2 separate regions of the Homo sapiens genome follow, and region 1 is linked to region 2. A link is a loop called in an ENCODE intact Hi-C map of the cell type or tissue named here. Cell type or tissue: gastrocnemius medialis. All regions are shown on one strand.

Region 1 (8,000 bases), 110 kb before region 2:
AAAATTAGATGAGATAATACATGGCAGATTATGGTACAACATATGGCACTCTGTAAATTTATTTTTAAAAATTTTGGCTTGATCTCCCAATTATAAACTAACAAAGTCTTGTGTTTCTTAGTTTCAATAATTCATATTCAGATTTCCCCTGTGGTAATGGAAAATTCCTGGCAGTGAACTTCTCAAGTGGTTAAAGTCTAAAGTCACTTGACCTTTAGCCTCTGGCTTTAAAAATCCCTCAAGAGATACGTTAAATGGCCCAGAAATACATTGCCTGTCATGTCTTATTGCTTAATTAATGGCCAGCTAAGATGGCCTGTATGGACTGCCCTGAAGTAATTGTGAACTGATCTTCTACTCAAGGAAATGAATTGACTAAACAACAGCAGCACTGTCACAGAGCATTTACCGTATTTAAATTTCCACAGCCCTTAGAAGAGACAGAACATACAAGGGCTGGTTAACTGAGCATACAAACACCAGCTAAGCAGATACAAACTGTTGCTCACTGTACCAGACAGGGAATTGTATGGTTCTGGTTTCTGAAAACTGTGTTGAGAATCAAACAAAAAGCTACCAAGTAAGCATTTTCATTTTAGTCCTATTTGTAATAAAATTGGAAGTTACTGAATTCTTTTAATAATAATAATAAAATTGTGGTTTGAAATTGCTCCATTTGAAGATTAATGGCACTCTGGAGAATGGGAAGCAAACTTGGAGTGAAAGTTCACTGATTTAAAATGAACGGTAGAAAGTATATTCCAAAATAAAGGAAAAACTCATTATATTTTAAATTATTTTTCTTTCAAGATAGAGAGTAATATGAATGACTTATTAATAAAATACTGCCAAATATAATTCTGAGTCTTTTGTGACCAATATGACGTGCTTATAATTAAATATGAATGTTGATCTTCTCAGTGCTTATCATTCCCAGAAAAAAAAAACTTTAACAGAATTTTTTTTCTTATATGGTAAACCTCTTTGCTCTACTCCTTTACTGCTTTTATTTGCACTACTCTTTGGCCTTTCCCCACATCCCAAACAACCCCAACCAACTCCCACCCCAATTCATTGTTTCACTTCAGCAGGATGAATGTGCAGTGTCACAAGGGTCTGAAGAATGAAAACAAGTAAAGGATAAACCATTTACACAGCTGTGGACAAGAGAAAGAAGATACTGTTCTTGCTGTTGATGGTTCTATAATCCTTCAGCTAGTTCTGCTAGTTCTTCCAACCCTGACAGTTCAGTAAGTAAATATGAAATTCTGGTCTTCGGAGTGTCCAAGAATGAATTTAAGGATGGTAGTTCAGACTTCACTCCCTTTCAGGTGTATGAAGTGGTGAGGGGAGAGTATGAAGGCAGGGAGACCAGTAAGGAGGCTTTGATGGATAACAGAGTGTTAGGTGGTTTGGACCTTAGTGAGGGTTGCTGGTCCAATGAACAGGAAAATGTCGTGCTGAGAGACGCTCTGTGGCAAGGATTTGCAGAGCTGGTTGATGGATTATATAAAGCTCCTAAGCAAGGGCAGTATAGTTTTCTCCTGTCTACAGCTGTGTGCATGTCCTATCTTCACTCCACTTTCTTCCTCAGTATGTTAGAATATCATGTATTTATTAATCAAAATGAAAAGACAAATGGGGAGCAGGGGTAGCCTTTTATATTTTTTTCCATGGTTCAAAGCATTAAAATGATTGAATGATACAGTGTCTTCCCTTCTGTATTTTAGTAACAGAAAATAGGTCAAGTTTGGGCACATTTTCAGCAATAAAAAAGGTAGAGTCCCTAATCTACTTATCTCTGAATAAATCAAATCACTAGTATTTACAGATTCATTACAATAATCTCAAAAGTAACATTTTCTATATGGCCACAAAGCTATGCAATTTGTAACATAAAAAATCCAAGCCCCTTAAAGAGGAAAATAGTATCCAAATGAATCCCTCCATCTAAAGGCAGCCAACTTCTAATCTGGGCTCTGGGGAAGGAAGGGTGGAAAAAAGGAGACAGAAATAATTGGCAAGTAAAAATGTAAGAAAAGATCAATAAAGAAGAGAAAGGTAGAAGACAGGACAAGGGTAAACAAGCAAATATAGTTTATAGTTATTCAGATATAGGAAAATTGAGTCAAAGCTGTCAGGACTATGAAGAGGTTCCATGCTGCAGCTTATAAATCAAAATGCTATGCTTTAAAATAAGATGATTTTTTGAAATTATTAAACTAATTCTTAACTTCATCTTTATAAAATGACATTTTCCCCATTTTTTCATGTTGATATCTCCCATTTTGAAAACACCAAATGTATACATGAGAATAAATGGACCTGACATAATGTGACCTAGAATATTACAGCATTGGAGCAGTTATTCGGAGGCAACTGCATAATACGTTTATTTTGGATACCACACATCACTAGGGTGAGTATTTGTTTTATAGTCTTGGCTTCTCAGCCTGACTCTTATCCAAGTTGCCAAGTGTAACATCATCCAATTTGTAACTCAATGTTTCATCAACAGTGTTCATGTTTTGTAGACATACAGAAAATAGAAACCCTTGAAACTAAAAAGTGTCAGGATTAATAGGGCTGACATGAGATTCAGCACTAAATAAATGGCCAAGTTCCCATGAAAACAACCACTGTGTCCTGTGTTAATTCTGTTTTTAGTTAACTTTGTCTTCCTGCCTAAAAACATGTAGGTTTTGTATCATTCTTAAGTTGCTGTAACATTGAGATGTGAAATTTGGAGGATTCGAAATAAATGCAGCTAAATGGAACTTTTGGATGAAGAATCCCTGGTTTGTTCAGATCTGTTAAAGTAATAGGGGAAAGCACAAAAGGATCAAGAAAAGGAAGGCCCCAATCTTTGTTCGATGACTGATAAAACAGCATTACTTGGGTGAAAATTGGCCTGACCTTCACCTACAGGATGCTTCCGCTGCCTCAGTGATTCTTGCTTCGCTCTGATTAGGTAAAGATTGCCCCTTTCCCTGCAAGGAAAAGTCAAAGAACAAAAAGAGGAAAAAAAATCTTGACTTAACTATAAAAGGTTTATTTTTTTAATCACAGTTGGGCTCATCCAAGCCAGTTTCTAATCTTATTTTTCAGGCTTAAAAAAAAAAATGCCCTGCCTTTTAAAAGAAATTCTTTGGATCATTTTCTTTACAACCTCTAGTCTAGATCTCAACTCACATTTCTTGGATGTATTTTTTTTTTAAATCTTCCTCACTTGAAATGATAGCTTTTTTATTTCTTTTAGACTCTCCTCTAAAGCTCTGCTGGGAGAGGACGGCCGGAGAAAGACACAAGTCTCCCTCAGCTGGCTGGAACAGTAAGTAGAATGCAGTTGGCAGAGTCCTGCCAATGTTCCAAGGAAACTTGAAGCAGTTTCCCACCCCCATCCCCACCCCTCAGCAGTTGCCCATGGAAGACAGAGCTCCATGGAACCATGGTATTAAGTTTCAGACTCTGCCTGTTCATATAGACCAGAGCTTTTCTGTGACATTACTGTCAAGCAGCCCCCTGTGTGACTAATATTTTTAACAGCGTGATATTTAAAATTTGACAAGGATATAATAATTCATTCTTCAGATAGTCAACATACTACGAGAGTAAGTCATGTCTTCAAAGTATCTTTCAAAGGGGCTATTAAAAGTAGGTTAAATTTTTTCCCCCTACAGCATGCAATTTCATTTTGGCTCCACAACTTCAACCACATAAAATTAAATTTTGACTTGAGAGTGACCTGCTGAAAATTAGATGGAAAAATAAGGGGATAGATTTAAGATACTGATTCAAAGAAAACTAGCATGTCTGTCTGCAACTTAACATGCAGCACACTAAGCTCTCTGAGAATCTTATGTTTCTGGTAGCTAGTATTTTCCTCTTAGGATTCAGATTGTATTTTTAATGAAAATGTTGTAGAACTTAATGGACTGTAATCTCTTGTTGTGATATATAGATGTAAGGCAACACAGGAAAGAATTATCCATGTACATTTTTTGTCACAATTCTCCTCTCCTTGTGACCTTATGATACAGCCATCCAGAGCAACTAGACATTCTCTAAAATGAACTATGTTCTTTAAAACTCCTATGAAAAATGAAGCCAATAAACTTCTGTGATTTTTAAAGTGCTTATCTCAAAAGAACATCTCTCCTTTGACATTCCTTTCCCCAACCATTAACATTTATTCTAAATAGTTATAAAAATGTGATATTGAAGACTAATTTTAGAGGGGTATAAGGCAATAGAAATTAATGTGATTATCCTAATAACAGCAGAATGTGAGCATTTAGAGAAGGCTTAGAGATACTTACTGCAGAGCTGAGTAAGTGATGTATTATGATATATATACATCATATATATATCATATATATATAATCTACTGAGTATTATATATTCTACATATTCTATGATATATTCTACTGAGATCAATGCAAATCACAAAAATGTCGTGTGATATTGCACAAACAGATATTTGGTATCTTTCATTTTGTCCTATTTTAATTACTAAATTTATTTTCCTTTAAAAGCTCCTATATTATATATACACACACATACACATTATACACACACACACACATATATATATATACACATACACACACCAGTCATGATAGGCTAGGTTGTGCCGTGGTAATAAGCAACCCTAAAATCTCAATGATTTAACACAAAAAAAGTTAAATTTTCAATCAGGCAAGTCTACTGCAGTCTCCTCAGTCACTCTTTATAGCAGCTGTACTCCATGTGTTCACGCTGCATTCCAGCTTGCTTTCCTCTTTCAACACACATGCTTCCATGGTCACCTCTGCAGAAGAAGAACAAGAAGAGAGTTCACGTAATTAAAGGCTTCACATAGCCCTTATGCTCAAATTTCATTGGCCCAAACTTGCCACATGGTTAAAACCCAACATCAATGTGGCAGAAAAGTGCAGTTTTCCCATGGACCTCACAGAAGATAAGGTCAAGAGATTGGTAATCAGCAGTAATGCCTATCAATGAATGAAGACAGAATTTTACAATCAAATTAGTTTCATTTATTCTTTCACCTCCAATCATGCTCCTATTTACTAGGGGCCATATCATTATTGTTAAGAGCAAAATATATTAAAAAGCCAACTCTACTGGAGTTCATCCACACATACTGATTGCTATGGTGTGAATGTCCCTGCCAAAGCTCATGTTGAAATTTAATTGCCATTTTAGTGGTACTAAGGGGTGGGCCCTTTAAAAGGTGATTAGGTCATGTGGACTCCACCCTCATACATTAATTAGTGCTATTGTTGCTGGAGTGGGTTCTTAATAAAAAGATTTTGTCCACCATTTTCTTTCTTGCTTGCTCACTCATCATGTGATGTTTTCCACGGTGGGATACTCCTTGCCAGAGGCCTGCAGCATGATCTAAGACTTCCCAGCCACCAGAAAAATGAACCTGTGATTTTTAAACTATTCAGTCTGTGATATTCTGTTATGGCAACAGAAAACGAACAAACACACTAATTTATATTGCTGTTATATAAACAAAGAATATCATTCTTCAAGGTGTCAAATGTTTTTAGAAACCATATATATCTGTTTAATGTAACCTTTCACAAAGCATCCAAAGTATTAGGAAAAAGGAGCCCATGTAACAAGAATACGCTACAAAATTACTCACAAATAAGAATAGCCTAAGTGAAACATGGGCTAAATTGCTTTCAAAACAGGTTAATATTTTTCTTTTCTATTCTTTTATGGTGGAAATATGTACACTATACCTGCCAATTTTAACTGCTTGGCAATTTTCCCAAGAATTTACTCATGCCACGTATTTAATGACAAATGTATCGGCATCATCTAAGATGAGAATTGAGATGCTCAAAACTGCAGTCAGTATCTCCTATTGCTTTATACTCCATCAAAGATGATGCAAGCTGACTTCAAAGGCAGCTCAGTACTTGCATCAACTCTGCAGGGATGTTGAGTAAAATGAGAAATGAAAAAAAAGGAACACCATTATGTTTTGAATTTCAAGACCTAAATCATTATTTCCTAGCTGTGCATGAGGTTACGTAGACAGAAAGTAAAATGACAACTGGTCATGTCATTGGGATGATGATATAGGAGGATCAGGAAGCTTAAGAAGAGGAATATTTTTTAAGTCACATTAAAAAATCTCTCTCCCCTGGTGTTCAGATATTCCTAGGACATTTTTCAGTGATGGAGTGACACTCGGGTACCCCCATAATGCCCAGGTGCCTGCTGGGGATTGACCTGCTTCAGAACTCTCTTCTCAGGAGCAATAATGTGCTACCCCTGAAGATAATTAAATGTGAGATATCCAAATAGTCACTTACATCTGCTGTTGGGCCTCAATTTCCCACTTGGCACTGTATTGACAGTGTGAACTTTAATGGCTTGAAACAAATTCATATGACATTCCTTTTTTTAAAAAAAAATCTCCTTTTAAAGTGCCTAAGTAATTAGTTATAATCAATTTCTAATACAATACTCATATGGAAATATTTGTGTGTGTGTGTGTGTGTGACAGAGAGAGAGTGTGTGTGTGTGTGTTTTTAGTGACAAAATGCAAAAATAATTTATTGTACTAATTCTGGGTACATACTGAAACAAGAAAGAATTCATATTTACTTGAAAAACAAGAATGCCTCTGGATTTAGTTAAGTATCTTAGTATAGTAATATGTGATTTATAACGTTCCTGAAAGTGTTTTTACAGCATTACTTTTGAAAAATAAATGAGGAAATTCTCAGCTAAGGCTGTACTTAAATTATGGTGTGGTGATACAGCATAAAGCACTAGAAATTCACAAAGGCAAAATGAAACTGGCAGGCCTTAACTCATTGTGCTTCTCATCGTATTGGAAAAGAATCATTCTTTGCTATGAGAATTTGGCCACTCTTTTTGAATTAAAATTTCACCTTAGGTGAACTTTAAAAATTCATTATATAATGGCCTTTTATTTACTCTACAATTATGCAAACATACATGAACACATATGTTCATACACCCCATATAATCAGATGTATGGGGTAAACAGACACCACCATATCAATAGGTTATCATTTTAATGAGGCATTACAAGAAATCTTGATACTACTTCTCGGTCTCATGAAACGTTAATGATTACACCACTGTTATATTTCCATTCATCTGGAGCTGTTTCTGCCATTTACTTTAATTCCTCATTAAAGTATTTAGTGTTTTCTTCATTGATATTGCTGAGAAACCCACCCCCTTTTTTTTCACTATAGTTACTGAGCTGTATCTTTTGTTGCTTACATATATTTACTTTTAGGACTATGACATACTCTTCAGATCAGTGGTTTCCAAGGCAGAATATATGCAACTTAGCAACTGTTCAAGTCAATTCTGTTAGTTTGTGCTTCATAAATATATGGTATATTACATATAAAATATATGTTTTTAATTTTTTAAAAATAGATATTTTGGTAATGTATACTTAAATGTTTATAATGGAAAGGATGCACAAATGAAAATACTTACAAATCACTAGCCCAGATATATGCAAAGCTTGATATATTTGTTATACTTTTTTAAATAGCCAAATACAAGATCTAGTTTAATATTATTACAGAATAGGTATATTTAGTTTGTCAGTGGGAAAAATATTGGCATCAAATATTAACACTTTTGTCAGGGGTTCAGCATAACATCACTAAGAAACTAAAACTATTCTAATGGACACGCTTCTCAGATGCCCTATTTTTTTTTAATGCAGTATTTTATTTCTTTTTTTCTCTCCAGTTTTTTTTTTCTAATTTTACTTTAAGTTCTGGGATACAGGTGCTAAACGTACTAGTTTGTTACATTGTTACATAGGTATATATATGCCATAGTGGTTTGCTGCACCTGTCCATCTGTCATCTAGGTTTTAAGCCCCACATGCATTAGGTATTTGTCCTAACACTCTCCCTCCCCTTTCCCCCTACCTCCCCTACAGGCCCTGCTGTGTGATGTTCCCCTCCCTGTGTCCA
Region 2 (8,000 bases):
CTTCTATAAATATTTCAACTGCTCGCTGTGCTGACTTACCCAGTGCAAGGACATAAAAGTACAGGGCCAGAGATTGTGTTTTGATATGAACATACCTGTGGTGCCCAGTGCAGGAAGTTCATGGCTTGTGGTAAAGAAACGGGAGCCAGAAGTTAGTCTGTGGAGAATTCCTCCAATTAGCAGCCATGAAAATTATTAGCAGAAAATTAGGGTATCCTTGACATCTATTAAATTCTGAAAATTTCCCTGTCAGAAACATACACAATATTTGAGGGTTTACATCTATAAACATACCATAAAATACATACCTGATTTGGGAAAAAATAGCTTTTAAAGTAGAAGGAAAAACTATAAAGAAAGACCTTTGGATACCTTTTTTTCTCTCTTAATGGAAATGGCATATTTGACAAAGCTAGAATTCTGCCTTTTAACTGCATTTTGGAAAATGTTTTAGGCCATTTTAATAAAAACAACTGAAAAATTATAATAATCTGACTTGGGCATGTATGAAAGTTACCTTCTTTTGCTTTCTTTACCTTATTTTAAAAAAAACTGAGAAAAGTCAGATAAAAATAAATGAATATTAAAGAAAGGTTATAAAATTTGAGTAATGGAGTCAATATAAATTGTTTGTTAATTTTAATAAAACTTTTATCAGATCATCGCAAAAGCAGTTAACTCATTAAAAAGAGATCCAATTCAGAGACATTTCAACTATAGTGAAACTATAGTGATTATACAGTGAAAGAATCTGCTAGACTGACAGGTAATTATTAGGAATGCTATGTGAGGGTGACAGTGTGCTGGAAAGAACGTGGGTCTATGACTTAATAAACATGGGTTCTGGCCCCAGCTCATCCTTAACCACACTGAGCTATTTGTGGTTCCTCTCTGAAAAAAAAAAAAAAAAAAGCATTTATTTGGGCTGAGAGTAAATTATCTGACTGAATCTCAAGTTCTCTCCCTCACTGTCTTTCAATCTGTGCTGATATTTGTCATAACTTACCATCATACACATAGGTACACAATTTCTACAAATTAATGTTGAATAGTTTTTCAAATATGGCATGGGATAATGCACTGACTATTCTGAATCCAGGTTATGCTTAACAGGCCTTTCAGGAATTTATCCTCCCCACCTCATGTCACTCCACCCCCGCAGAAAACTGCCTGTCTCATTGTAGCATTGCCAGGGACATTCGTCTGTATTCTGCCTACCTAACTCTGCCTCAATAATGTGAGATGTCCAAGTTGGGCAAATGGGTTGGAAATTCAGTGTTCATTTCCCAGACTGTGGTGGCTGTGGTCAAGCATTAGAGAAATATTATTTCTTATTCATACATTCTGGGACACCAGTTAAGGACTGCTTGGATGTGTTCCATTACAGACAGTACCAAGGCCAAATGCTTTTATTCATTTTATCCATGACTTGGATGATGAAACACGGGTTCTATTTATTCAACTTAAGGATAGATCCCGGAAGGAGGTGTTGTTTATCTCTTGAAAATTTTGATTAAAATTCAAGAAATATAAATGACTTGGAAAAATAATCAGGAAAAGTGTGAGCAATTTCAAGAAACATACAGTGGATGGTACAACTTAAAAGTAATTTAGATTATCTAAACATAAAATAAAATATACTATATATAATTGTGAATAAGTTTAAGGGGTCTAATGCTCACCCTGGGGCTGCAAATTAAACAAGAGATAGCAGTATCTTCATCTATTTTTATTTCCCCAAATTCATTATGAATCTGTCTAAACACGGACATATAAAGGAGTAGTCCCATATTTATCCACAGATTTATGCTTGAAATTAATAAGATGAATTTAAAACAGTAAAAATCAACAGTATTATCTGTAGAAATCTGGTGCCAGGCGTAGTGGCTCATGCATATAATCCCAGCACTTTAGGAGGCTGAGGCGGGCAGATCATTTGAGGTCAGGAGTTCGAGACCAGCCTGGCCAACATGGCAAAATCACGTCTCTACCAAAAGTACAAAAAATTAGCCGGCCATGGTGGTGGGTGCCTGTAATCCCAGCTACTCCAGAGGCTGAGACTGGAGAATCGCTTGAACTCAGGAAGCAGAGGTTGCAATGAGCCGAGTTCGCACCGCTGCACTCCAGCCTGGGCGACAGAACAAGAATCCATTTACAAAAAAAAATGGGTTCAAACTTCTCTGCATGTTAGATATTACTGTAGGAATTTATCTGGTTATCGATTGCAAAATTTAAGAGAAAAAAGATATCTTGGGGACAATTCAGAAAAAAAGCAGTGATGCTGGTTATAGAATTAGGAAAGGTGACTATGAAAAGAAATCATAAGAAATCGTAACAGAAATTAAAATTGGTAAAAATGAAAAATAGGATGACTCAGGAGTGATTGACATAATAAGGATCTTAGATGCCTGTAAGATTATTTTTTTGAAACTACAAATAGAATAAATTTGTTTTTAAAATGGAGTTTGGACCTAAGGAAGCTATTTGTAACCATCTACTTATTATCTTGGCTGCAATGCAGGGGGCAGTCCTACAAAGTAGAGAGCCTAGCTGCCTGGGTCTAACAATAGCAGCCCCTGCTCTCTTTCCAGCCTTAAAGCTGCCTTAAGGCTCTTCTAGCTCCCAGTGTCTCCTTTGAAATGCAAGCATATTTGAAAGTGGTTGCCCTTAATTTACTCATTTTTTCTATCACATAACACTTTAGTACTGGAAACCAAACTAATAGAGAAAGAGAAACTGGGTGAGGGTTTTGAGGGTGTGGAGCTCTCCTGGGGATAAGAAGGGTGCATAGCGAAAGGAAAGGAGTGTTTGTTAGAAAGGAGGAATGTACCCAAGATGTCCCTCATATCAGTTCATTTTTGGTGTGCATGCCAAAGGTCATCAACCCCTGACCTAGCATAACTGTTGAGTTTGGTATGAAATGATAAAAGAAAGTTTAAAGAATTCTCTTCAAGCTTGTCACAGGCATGAATTCCAAACTCTATGAGACACTTTCATCTGTAGAGCTCCAGGATTGGTAGGAAAAGGTGGAAAGTGAATGGTTTGAAAATAGTTTGATCCCTTTAACTAAAATTAGTTTCTGGCAAGAGTTCTCAGCAACATTGGCCTACATTTTCCAGAACTATTGTTCCTGTGCTTCTGCCTAAGTGTGATTTTGTGGTTTCCAAAGTTAGGAGTGAGCCATAAAGAGCAATAAGAAAAGCTGTGATTAAACGAAGGAGAAAATAAAATCCATATGACAAAATTCTGCTGCGTAAACTTTATACTTTATTAATTATTACTTCAGGAATATAAGACTCCTCTGTGAGAGCATATGAAAAATTTAGTTTTGTGTCCCTGTGACATACACTATTAAAAACTGCCTTCTAGCCAAGAAGAATGAGTTGGCTTACAGTTATGTAAATGGTACTATCATTACTCAACTGAAATGTAAAGCATTTTTCTCTAGGTATATACTGCTTTTCTTGTTTGACATCCATTAAAATTCTGTTTCCATTCTCCAGTGTGGTTAGGCACTATAAACTCTTTAGTATTAAGTAGCTAAACTATGTACAATAAAAAATGGGCAGATGTTGCTCTTATAGTCATATGATAGGCATATTAATCAAAAAGACTTCGAAAAAAATCACCCAAAAGTGGAGAATACAAGTTACTACTGTACTGAGATGTCTGAATATTACATGCTGTCCATTTAAGTGAAAAGTTACTGAAGCACATGGTTGAGTAGTATAAGAACCAGATCAACTTAACTTTGAAGAGCTATTTTTACCCAAACCACCCACATATACTTTCACTGCCTGAGCAGACAAGTATACAATAATTGAGCAAAACATAAAACATATTCTTAAAAGCTTACTTTGACCAAAACACAAGTTAGTAGTGGTGATATTATTGCAGGAAACACTGATTTTCTGTGCTGGGCATACAAATTAATCTTAACAAAATGGCAGGCTTTTCTCACTTTTCAACAAAGTATGTGTGGAAACTCCATTCCTAATATTTGTCAAGACTTTTGAGCCAGCCCTTCCAAAAACATTTCAATTTTTGTATTTACATTTACTTCTACACTTGTAAAATATTTTAATGTGATAATGTAGTGAGGAGGGAAGGAGGATTTGAGAAGAAGAAAACATCATATAGTATCTGTGGAAAAGTAAGTTGTGCTTTCTCTGTGTTAATAAAACATATTTATTTTATCTACCTTTCTTTCTCTTTCTCTTTCTTTCTCCCTCCCTCCCTTCTCCTCTTCCTCCCTTTCTTCTCTCTTTCCAGGAAGTTGGGCATTTGAGTCTGCCTTGTTTACTTCCTATTGTACTTCTTCAGTGATCAGAACAGTATCTAACAGACAGTAGGTGTTCAGTAATCATGAGTTGAATGAATAATGATGTTTTCCTTTGCAAGTAATATTCAATGAATATTTTTTCTGTTAATAAAATAATTACATCTTAATGGTAGAAAATCCATTGACAGTATTAACTAGAAAATGTTTTTTTTTCCTATCCAGAAAGGAATTCTTTTCAACAAAGAATATAAATTCTAGAGGAATATACATGAAGAGATGAGAGACAAACATTACATCTTCTCCACATCCACACTTCCCCAATGCTCAGATAAACTCCAACCAACCCAGAACCACACTATTGGTAAGCATCTGTCATGTGTATGGAACTGTGCTATGAGCCATACACAAAGATGAATAGGCGTGGACCTTATATTCAAATTATTATGACTCTCTTAAGGAAGAAGGACACATAAATAAATAATTGCAACACAGCATACAATGTATAATAGTAGAAGTAATTTATTCAGTTTGGAGAGGAGAGGAGGTAGAGAAGATTTCTCAGAGGGTAGTGACAGATATCACAGAAGACACTCTGACTGAAAGTTAAGTAGGAGGTGACTCAGCATGTGACTGACAGTGGACAGCTCTGGTTTTAGCTTTGATACTATCACCGTGGTACTGACAGCTCTTTCCTAAGCTGCCCAAGATCAGCTCTGTCAACTGAAGACCCTGGACTCAGCCCAACATTCTGCAGAGGATGATGAGTAAAGGCAGGCAAACCAGGCCACTGCTGCTGGAACACTGCACTTACCCTTCCTTCACTGTTATAACACTATGAATACGGTTAGAGTTTTTAACAACACTTTTATGCCACTGTATAGTTGTCTTTGAAACAACTTAAATATCCGTTTTTATGTAATTTAGATTTTGAAATTATAGCTACCTTTAATAAAAAAAGTACAAGAACCCTATTCACATTATGGCAAAATGAAAGTGTAAAGTGTGTGTGTACAGTTAATCAGGGGTGTTATCTGAGATTTGAAAGTCAAATAGCTTTTGTATCAATTATTAGCATTTTAAAAATTAACTTTTAAGTCATCAAATTTCAAATTGCATGTAAACATATTTTATTAAAAAAACAGCAGATTCATTTAACAAAGTCAATTCAATAACTGTGTCTTACCAATATCTTTAAAGACATCTTTTTACAAAAGACAGTCAGTTTAGAAAAAAAGTCATTGTTTCAAAGAGAAATAGTCTCTTATACCCTAGCAAATATAAATTATTATTCACAGTACTGTCTAAACAGAAAGAAATTATTTGGCTCAGTGATAAGGCTCCTTGAAGTTTCAGTTAGAAAGTATTACGCACCATTACTCATGTAACATTTGAGCCAAATCTTCTGTATCAAATACACAGCCATTTATTGAATTTTCTTATAAGAATCTTTTACTATTATTGTAAGATGTTTTTATAATTATCCATAGAAAATTTGTATTCAGCCAGGAAAATGTTGCCTTCTCCCTAATCCATGATTTTAATAGAAATATTTCCTCTAGCAATTATTTCTTCCCATTGTTTCTGTCTGTATTATAAATTCCCAAAGCTTAAAATTATAATAGAGGATGAAAATAAAAGGCACTAACTATCAATACTTATGATCTAAAAATGACCTTTATGATTTTGGACTAATTTTTCTAGGTTCTGCATTAATTATTGCATGCATTCATGGTAGTAGCTAAAGACAGAATGCCTGCTACAGTCCACAGCAGGGTGAGACAATTAGCAAATCCATGAATTCTCCTCCTCTTTATACTTTAATTTTAAAGGTTAAATGTTAGTTTATGTAAGGCTTTATGCATTGGTCAGAGGCATTTCTCTGTGACTGATGATGGGGTTTCTTCTCGGTATGAAATGTAAGTGTATGAAAATCAAATATGCATAAGGAAACCAAACATGGTTTCATTTGTCATTTGACCATGAACATTACAAAGCCTGTGGAATAAATAAATAATTCAACTCATTCCATTAAATCTAGTAAATAAACCACACACACACACACACACACACACACACACACACGCAGCTAATGCAAACACAGAGCCAGACTAAGTAGAGTGTGTGTTCAAGGGCAAAAATACTGTCCACTTCATCTCAGTCACAGATAGGGCTGATACTCAATGGGTAGGCACAACAGTCCTTTTGGTTGAAATGTTGAAGCACTTCCATACTGGAGTGTCCTCCTTCAGTTACACTGATGAAGCTCCTCCCCAGGATGCCTCCTCCCCTAATCTCCCTGGGGTTTGAAACAAAAGGGTTAAATCCTGGCACAGCAAAAGATCTCTAGTCTCTGCTGCTGTTCTGTGGTAACCTGCTTCCTTCCTAGTTTGGTGCTTGGTTGTTGGAAGCCAGTCTGACCACTAGTCTCATATCTTTTTTGTTGTTGTTGAGATGGACTCTTGCTCTTGCCATCCAGGCTGGAGTGCAGCGGCACGATCGAGGCTCACTGCAACTTCTGCCTCCTGGGTTTAAATGATTCCCCTGCCTCAGCCTCCCCGGTAGCTGGGACTACAGGTGTGCACCACCACGCTTGGCTAATTTTTATACTTTTAGTAGAGATAGGGTTTCTCCATGTTGACCAGGCTGGTCTCGGACTCCTGATTTCAGGTGATCCACCCGCCTTGGCCTCCCAAAGTGCTGGGATTGCAGGCATGAGCCACCATGCCTGGCCTAGTCCGATCTCTTGAGTACCCATCCTAAAAATAAGGTTAAGGTGGTAGGAGATAAGTAGTGAGTCGGAAGAAAATAAAAAGTTAGTGTATTTGAAAGGTAATCTGAAAGCCATTCCTTAAATGTTTTATCAAAAGTCAAATGCCAGCTGGGCACAAGGGCACATACCTCTAGTTCCAGCAACTCATGAGGCTGAGGCAAGAGGATCTCTTAAGCCCAGGACTTTAAAGGCAGCCCGGGCAACATAGCAAGACCCCAGCTCCTAAAACAAAGGAAGGAAAAAAACAAACCCCACTTCAGATGTCTACAAGAATAAGCTAAGCAAATAAAATGTTGGTGAGATGAGGACTGCAGCACAATGGAGATTGTGTGCCCCACAGAAGCTGGAAGTTGTTATTCCTGAGCTCAGTACTACAAAGTCTTCAGATCTTTCAAGTTATACTGGAAATCGAATTATACTGGATTTGCATGTGAAATCTACTGATTTATAAATGTTGCCAAATAATTCAATTAAAAACTAAATCCAAAACCAAAGCACTGGGTGAACCAAACCATACATACTTGCTGGTGGGATTCAGCTTGAAGTCCAGTGGTTTGGAACTTCTGACTTAGAATCTTCCTTCTTTTCTGGCGAGGCATGGGCACACGATTTCTCTTTTTGTCGTAAATAGTTAAGTAGAGTTGAAAAATCAGTGTTTTATGGCCCTTGTAATTTCATCAGTTCACGATTACACACAGTGCTGTAGAATTTTATGCCCTGAATGTAACCATGGGGTTGAATTTGTTTCACAAATTAAAATAGTAGGCATTCATGTGGCCAAGCACAATGCATAATGTTTGTAAAATATCATAACTGATTTCTTGCCCCATCCATTTTTAAGTGTTCAGCAAGTGTATATCATTCTATAGGAGCATAAATTTATGCTCGTTTTGCCTCCAACTTAATGAAACTCTGATATAAACTCTGGTCTAAAATTTGTACCTGAAG

Evidence for each region. Peaks named below come from ENCODE experiments on the same cell type or tissue, not always from the same donor. Only the 100,000 strongest peaks of a DNase experiment are listed, where the experiment ranks them.
Region 1: it touches region 2 in a loop (3-fold over the local background); 3 of 110 quality-filtered maps call a loop at or near these places.

What each region holds. Positions count from the first base shown.
Region 1 is chr3:147,753,447-147,761,446 of GRCh38, reverse strand. It overlaps LOC102724145 (a long non-coding RNA gene), which reads left to right and starts at 2,686. Exons shown (of 3, transcript XR_427423.3): 1 at 2,686-2,971; 2 at 3,260-3,331. In gastrocnemius medialis, no CTCF peak of the experiment used is centred here; no DNase peak of the experiment used is centred here; H3K27ac peaks cover 3,333 bases.
Region 2 is chr3:147,648,283-147,656,282 of GRCh38, reverse strand. No RefSeq gene overlaps it. Among named protein-coding and RNA genes, the nearest start is that of ZIC1, 240 kb to the right of the region's middle. In gastrocnemius medialis, no CTCF peak of the experiment used is centred here; a DNase peak (open chromatin) is centred at 4,992; H3K27ac peaks cover 4,507 bases.